2 separate regions of the Homo sapiens genome follow, and region 1 is linked to region 2. The links are chromatin contacts, found by Hi-C or POLR2A ChIA-PET in ENCODE. All regions are on one chromosome and are shown on one strand. The core of a region is the stretch at or near the end of the contact, and the rest is flanking DNA. Distances in the headings are between cores, read along the strand shown.

What was found. A loop is a pair of places that touch in the nucleus more often than their neighbours do. ChIA-PET counts read pairs that join two places held with the same protein, here RNA polymerase II (POLR2A). Pooled maps may share reads with other maps.
Region 1: a loop to region 2 is called in a map of mammary epithelial cell, with 3 times the contacts of the local background. The contact joins two enhancer-like sites. A Hi-C loop is called at or near these places in 3 of 168 maps with a recorded cell type or tissue (PC-9, endothelial cell of umbilical vein and mammary epithelial cell) and 2 of 50 pooled maps. POLR2A ChIA-PET finds 5 or more read pairs at or near these places in 3 of 52 experiments (HEK293, PC-9 and activated T-cell).

Annotation. Positions count from the first base shown.
Region 1 is chr12:86,710,451-86,713,923 of GRCh38, forward strand. It overlaps a transcript of MGAT4C not described here. Among named protein-coding and RNA genes, the nearest start is that of MIR3059, 33 kb to the right of the region's middle. Within about 2 kb of position 2,066, at least 4 of the 41 ENCODE cell types and tissues checked have a DNase peak (open chromatin) inside an H3K27ac peak, as active enhancers do; they include PC-9, where a contact is called at or near this core.
Region 2 is chr12:86,659,199-86,662,602 of GRCh38, forward strand. It overlaps a transcript of MGAT4C not described here. Among named protein-coding and RNA genes, the nearest start is that of MIR3059, 84 kb to the right of the region's middle. Within about 2 kb of position 1,738, at least 2 of the 41 ENCODE cell types and tissues checked have a DNase peak (open chromatin) inside an H3K27ac peak, as active enhancers do; they include PC-9, where a contact is called at or near this core.

The sequences.
Region 1 (3,473 bases), core at 816-3,315, 52 kb after region 2:
AGATTTGGTTGTAATAATTTATTGACTCTTTTGACTTTTTAATTATGGCCATTCTTCAAGAGTAAGGTGGCATCTCATTGTGGACTTAATTTTCATCTGGATGTGGTGAAACGGGAACAATTTACACTGCTGGTGGGAATGTGTAAACTAATACAACCACTAGGGAAAACAATATGGAGATTCCTTAAAGAACTAAAAGTAGAACTATCACTCGATCCAGCAATCCCACTACTGGGTATCTACCCAAAGGAAAAAAAGTCATTATATGAAAAAGACACATGCACACAAATGTTTATAGCAGCACAATTCGCAATTGCAAATATGGAACCAACTTAACTGCCCATCAACGAACGAGTGGATGAAGAACATGTGGTATATATACACCATGAAATACTACTTAGCCATAAAAAGGAATAAACTAATGTCTTTTGCAGCAACTTGGATGGACCTCAAGACCATTATTCTAACTGAAGTAACTCAGGAACGGAAAACCAAATATCATATGTTCTCACTTACAAATGGGAGCAAAGTTATAAGGATGCAAATGCATAAGAATGATATAATGGACTTCGAGGACTTAGATGCGGAAGGGTGGGAGGGGATTGAGGGATAAAAGACTACATATAGAGTACAGTGTACACTGGTCGGGTGACAGGTACACCAAAATCTCAGAAATCACCACGAAAGAACATCCATGTGTCCAAAACCCACGTGTACCCCCCAAAAATTTGAAATAAAAATATAAATTAGTTATAAAATAATACTAATAATTTATTGACTCAATGTAGGAAGAGAAACAGTATGGGAATAGAGAAAGAGCCAAAAGGGGGTAAAGATTCATCTAAGGTAAAGTCTGTACCTGGCGCTCCTGAGATGCCATCTTAGCTGCCAGTACCAGGAGCTGGGGAAGGGCTAAAGTTGAACATTAGGAACCAACACTCATATTTACGGGGAGATGGGCACATTGGCCCAATAAAGAGGATTCAGTCAGTATACCAAAACAGATCTACCGCATAGTTTTGGAAATAATCACAAATGTGTACTTAAGATTTTGTGTATAGATGGTCACTACACTGTTAACACTAATTAAAAATTGGTTTTTGGTTCTTATATTGTTTTTTCTTTTAAGTAGTACAACTTTTTTAGTTCAGTAGTATAAGATCTCTATTAATTTGGAATAAAGGATAAATGGAAGAAAAAAATATGAAAACAAGATAGACTTTCATCTCACAAATTTAGTTATTAAGCTGATATTTTTAAATTAAATTGCTAATATATTAAATTACACAAAAACGAAGAATTTAATATGTCTCATATTTGTGTTGTTTTGTATCAGAGCCAGACACACAATTTGAATGACCCAGTGCAAAATGAAAATGTGAAACCCCTTGTTAACAATTATTAAGAATTTCAAAACAGCAACAGCAGAGCCATAAACCATGATGACCTTTTAACTGTGGGGACTGTTTAACTGCACAGATCATATGCCCACAAAATCTGTCCTGCCCTGGGAGCAGACTACAATTTTAAATGGAGAGGATTTCAATTTTGATATATTGCCATGTGCTGGTGATGATTTCTTATGTTAGATAAGTACCTGCATATACAATAAACCCTTTAGATTCTAAATTTGTGGCAGTTTCCCATTTCATTTATTTATTAAATGAGAAGATAATAAATTTAATATTGTAATAAAAGATACGTTTGGAGAATAAATAACTTATAAACTTATATTTAAAAGATATCCACAATTTTTAAAAGTTGAAATATTTTTGGAATGTATACATACAGAATTTATGCTTCTTTACCCTGCAACAATAAAATACAACATTCCAACTCAAAAAAATATATAAAAGGATGGCATAGGGAGCAAGAAAGTGTTTTCTGAAATTAAGATGTTTATCAGTTCTCGATCCATGAATAACATAATCAATGACTAACCATAAAAAATAAGAAAAACTTCAGACAGTTTGTATAAGTCAACAGGAGAAACTCAAAAAACGTGGGGAAAGAAATATGCTGGGCTGTGTTTTATCAGCACAAGAGCAATGAGTCATTTAGGGGATGCTGGAATCTCTTGAGTAAGATCCACTTGACAAAGCATTTATGCCATCTGATGTCACTGTGACTCATGACGAAACTATTATTTTTGAAAACTGGCTTGTTTTCTTTAGCATGAATCACTAACTTGAGTTTTTAAAAATATGTTCATCTTCTAGCCACAGTAGAAACAAAATTAATTTTGAGGAAGGTGAGAATCGAGTAGCCAGGGTGCTTATAGTCTCAAGTCAGGTACCAGGAAGGAAAAGCTCTACTGAGTTCACACATAAAAGGTAGCTGCCGATTGTAGACAATTTTGCCTCCTCTGGCTCCATTCTCTAACAGAGTCTATATTTTTCCACCACCCAATACCTATCGATTTATAACATTAAGCCAGAAAACAAAAAGCCATCCTTCCCCTATAAGACGAGTAATAAGCATTGATAAAATCATTTCATGGATAGAAATTTTGTTAAAAGTTTAGCATTGTGACATTTTAGTCCATCTGCAATTTTCTACTATTTATTCTGAAACTGTCTGTAGACCCAGTTTTGATTCTATTTAATCGTTATGGAATTGTTCCACTCAAATACATAAGGCTGCACACACATACACACACACACACACACCATGCTATTTATACAATTACATTAAGGGATTCCACTTATGTTGAAAATAACAGTGTTACTGTTAACTTGTGTCTTCTTATGTATAACAGATGGTTTACATGTTGTTTTTTAAAGAGTAGATTTGATATAAAGGTAGCTATGAGACTGTACAACTCCCTCTGTGAGTACTGTTGATTTTGATGAATTGGTTCTTTTTTCTCCCAAATGACAATATGTTCAAACAGCTGTTGAACATTCAACCAACAACTATTAGGGTGACCCTACCCTCTGAGGATGTATCATCTTATTCTGAAAATATTCATTCATCTTTTTGGGTTCTCACATCATAATGAATGCATCTGTTATAAATTAATATTATAAAATTAATATTTGTGGAATTATAAGGGCTTCTACCTCTATAGTAAAGATATGTATTTTTAACTTTTTGAAGACTATATGCTACAAGAAAGGATAGTTTCATGAAAATATTGAGTAAAGTTAGGAAATGAATAGTTATGAATGCAAAAACATTAGCTAAACTATTTTCTGAGCTTTTACAATGTATTAGTAGTTTTATATATATGAGTTCATTTTATTTTCTTAAAAACTCCTATGAAGTCAGCACCATTGATATCTCTATTTTAAGGATGAGGAATCTGAGGCTTGAATAATTTTAGTAACTTTTCCAAAGTCCCATAGCTTGAAAGTGAAGGAGAAAAGATTTGACTTTAGGCCTCAGCACCTACGGACTTATGTATTACATTATTATGTAATTCAGAGCCCCCTTTAGTTATTAATTCATATTTTAAACATTTATTATATTGG
Region 2 (3,404 bases), core at 488-2,987:
TATTTATTATCTTTCTTCATCCATGGGAATCTAAGCTCCATATTTTCATTTGTGAATCCCCAGTGTCTAGTTCAGTTATTCTAGTAATTATTATTCAGATGGAAGTTGCAGGAAGAACATCTCAAACTAAGGTGGAAATTCTCCCAAAATGCCAGAGAAGAGATACAAGCTGCTGAATTAGATCAACTTCAATTAATTTTTTTAGCTGGAGGGAAAAGAAATGAATCAAAATGGGAACGACAGTAAATTGGAGGACTAGCTTACTGCACTTGTGTAGTCTTGATCCAATCAGGACAGGGAAACTATAAGTAATTCGAACAGGGCAAGTTTAATATATAGAAACATTAAATATTAAATAGGGTTGGAGTAATGAAGGGTAGGATAGTAAGAGGAAAACTAAATAACAAATGTAAGAAGCAGCCAGAAGTACAAAACAATAACAAAAAGAACTAGGGTTGAGATAGGAAGATCAGAAAAGAGACTTAGCTCCTCTCTTTTTCCCCATCCATGGCTGACATTTAGAACTCATTGGAGGTTATGGTTCTGACTCCCTGCCTGGCAGAGAAGTCACTGTGGTTCTGCACCTGTGGAACTTGCTGAAAATATGTCCTTTAACAGAAATATGTTGACTAAATAGTGTCTTACTGTGGCATTCTACTACAAAACCATCCAAGAAGGTTTGCTGGGGGAATTAAATGCTGGTCTCTATAAACTGCAAGAGCAGGGTGATTAAAAAAAAAAAAAAGCTACCTACATTAGCATGTCAGAACGAGGAAGCAAAAACTCTTTCCTCTTCCAGTGTCTGTCCAGCACCCTCTATTTACACAGCTTGAAGTCATGATAACAAAATAAAATAACTTGTAGATCTTAGATTTACTTTAACAGATCAGACAATGCATTATGAAGTTGGAGCCTAAAAGCAGTAAGTTGATAACTGACATACCGGACAAGAGACCTTGATGATCATTCCAAAGAAGTGAAAAGGGAGTGTAATACTTTTGATAGATGTAGAGCCATTAACAAAGTAGATTGACGGGATTTGATAACAGATTGTGTATGTGATTGAAGAAGAAGGAGAAGTCAAGAACCCCTAGATTGTACTGTGGATGATTGATGCCTTGGAATGTGGAATTCAGAAAGAAAGCAATCTCCTTCTTTGATACTACAAAAACAAACAAACAAAAAGATTCAAAGAGATTTTCAGGGAATGAAGTTAGTGAGTAACATTTAATTCAATACATCAAATTAAAGATATGCATTAAATATCTATATGGAAGTGTCCTCTGGGTAATTGAATATAAAGATCTGGAGTTCAGGAAAGAGATCTAACCTGGGATACAGATTTTTAAATTTTCTACAACATAATTATTAAATATTTCATATAGATGCTAGCAGAGAATTGCTAGGTAACATAATAGAAACTGGATGATATTAGCAAAAGTGCAGTGAAGGCTGCTAAGGACAGGTACCCTAGAGGACACTAATATTTAACGGTACCCTTTTATTCCCTTGGCTTCTGTCAGTTAGGATGTTTAATTCCATTTATACTCTTAGCAGGGTCAGCCCTTATGTAGCACAGGGAGGGTTTGTTCCTAGTTGGGACATTCTATATACCATCTTTTTCTGATTTATAGCAAACCATAACATGCATGCCTTATCCATATGTAGACCATGAATTTTAAAAGCAATTTCTCATACAATGAGTGAATGATGTAAGCTGTCAGGAAGCAACATCATCTCAATAAATCAAGAGTGACATCTGCATGGTGATTCATAGCCCTGGGTAGAATAAACTGGCTCTCTAAGGGTGAAGTTTCTTGGGTAAACATTCTTAAATGAGTTAGTACACCCTCTGGGGAAGTCAGAGAGCTATGGTTAAAAAGTTTATGGGTAAGAAGACCTACAGTCTCCCCTTGATAGCTTGGGTTCTTTCTATATTACCATCACTGTAGTCACAGTTGTGTTGATATTTATAAAGGAAAAAAATGTAAAGAAAACAAAAAGAAAGGAAAAGGAAAAAGCCAAATAAAAAAATCAGTATAAAAAAGATTAGATTTTAAAAAATCACAATTTTCAAAGTAAAATAAAAAAGAAATATTAAAGCAAATAATTTTATGAGTAAACAAATAAAAATATATAATCCAAGATAAAAGTTAAAGCAATGAGATTTAAAGTAAATATTACAATAAATAAGATACATATTTAAAATGTAAAAAAATCATCTTAATGTCATAAGGTAAAATATAAATATGAACCTATCAAATTAATAACCAAATAACTACAAAATATAAAACTGTATGTTTTTTAAAGCTAGTAAAACATAAAATTAATTTTTTAATGAGAATAGAAAACATTAGTTGATGAAATAAATACTAAGGACGTAGAAGGTAGTCCAAGGTGAGTTAATAAAGTATCTTTGAATGGGAGGTTGTCTGGGTACAACTGAAGCAATCAAACATAAGAAGGGACTGGGCATGATGCTCATGTCTGTAATCCCAGCACTTTGAGAGGCTGAGGTTGGTGGATCACTTGAGGTCAGGTTCGAGACCAGCCAACATAGTGAAACCTTGTCTCTACTAAAAATGCAAAAATTAGCCGGGCGTGGTGGTGTGTGCCTGTAGTTCCAGCTACTCAGGAGGCTGAGGCATGAGAATTGCTTGAACCTGGGAGGTGTAGGTTGTAGTGAGCCGAGATTGTCACTGTGCTCCAGCCAGGGCAACAGAGGAAGACTCCATCTAAAAAAATCTTAATAATAAATAAACCAAAAACAGAAGCAGGGCAGGGATATGTACTCTTCTGTATATTTAGTTTCTAATGTGCAGTCCACCACATTGGACTAACCTACCCTAATTACACTGAAGAATGGCATCTAATCTACTTTTAATTCTAGCCTTCATTTTGAGTCAGGAAGACATGAAGACCCCTACTCCCAGTGACCTACTAATACTTAGGCATTAATGAGCCCAAGGCTCTCAGAAACGTCAGCATGCTCAGAAAATCAGAGCAATATGAGATTAACTCATGTATCCCATAAGTCATTGTTTTATACCGAATACAATCACAAAATTATATTTGGAGGAAAAAAGAATTAAAACTTGAATTTAAAAATCTAAAATCTTAGCACATAGTCTTGGCATGGCTTGGGGTGAAAAATTCATATGTGTTTATTATCTATTTATCTCAGAATAACTTGAAGAATAATCTCCCTATGAAGATTATAGACACAGAAGTTTAGGCAATGACCTATGTGTGTTATCAACCTTTGGTTCATATTTCTGCCATTACTTAATAAATCCTAGGAGCATTTGTAATATAGAATGAAACAAATAATTTTGTAATTACAAAGTTGCAGGTTTGAATCTCAGTTCTATTCCTTACTGATTGTGATTTTTTTTCATGTCTCA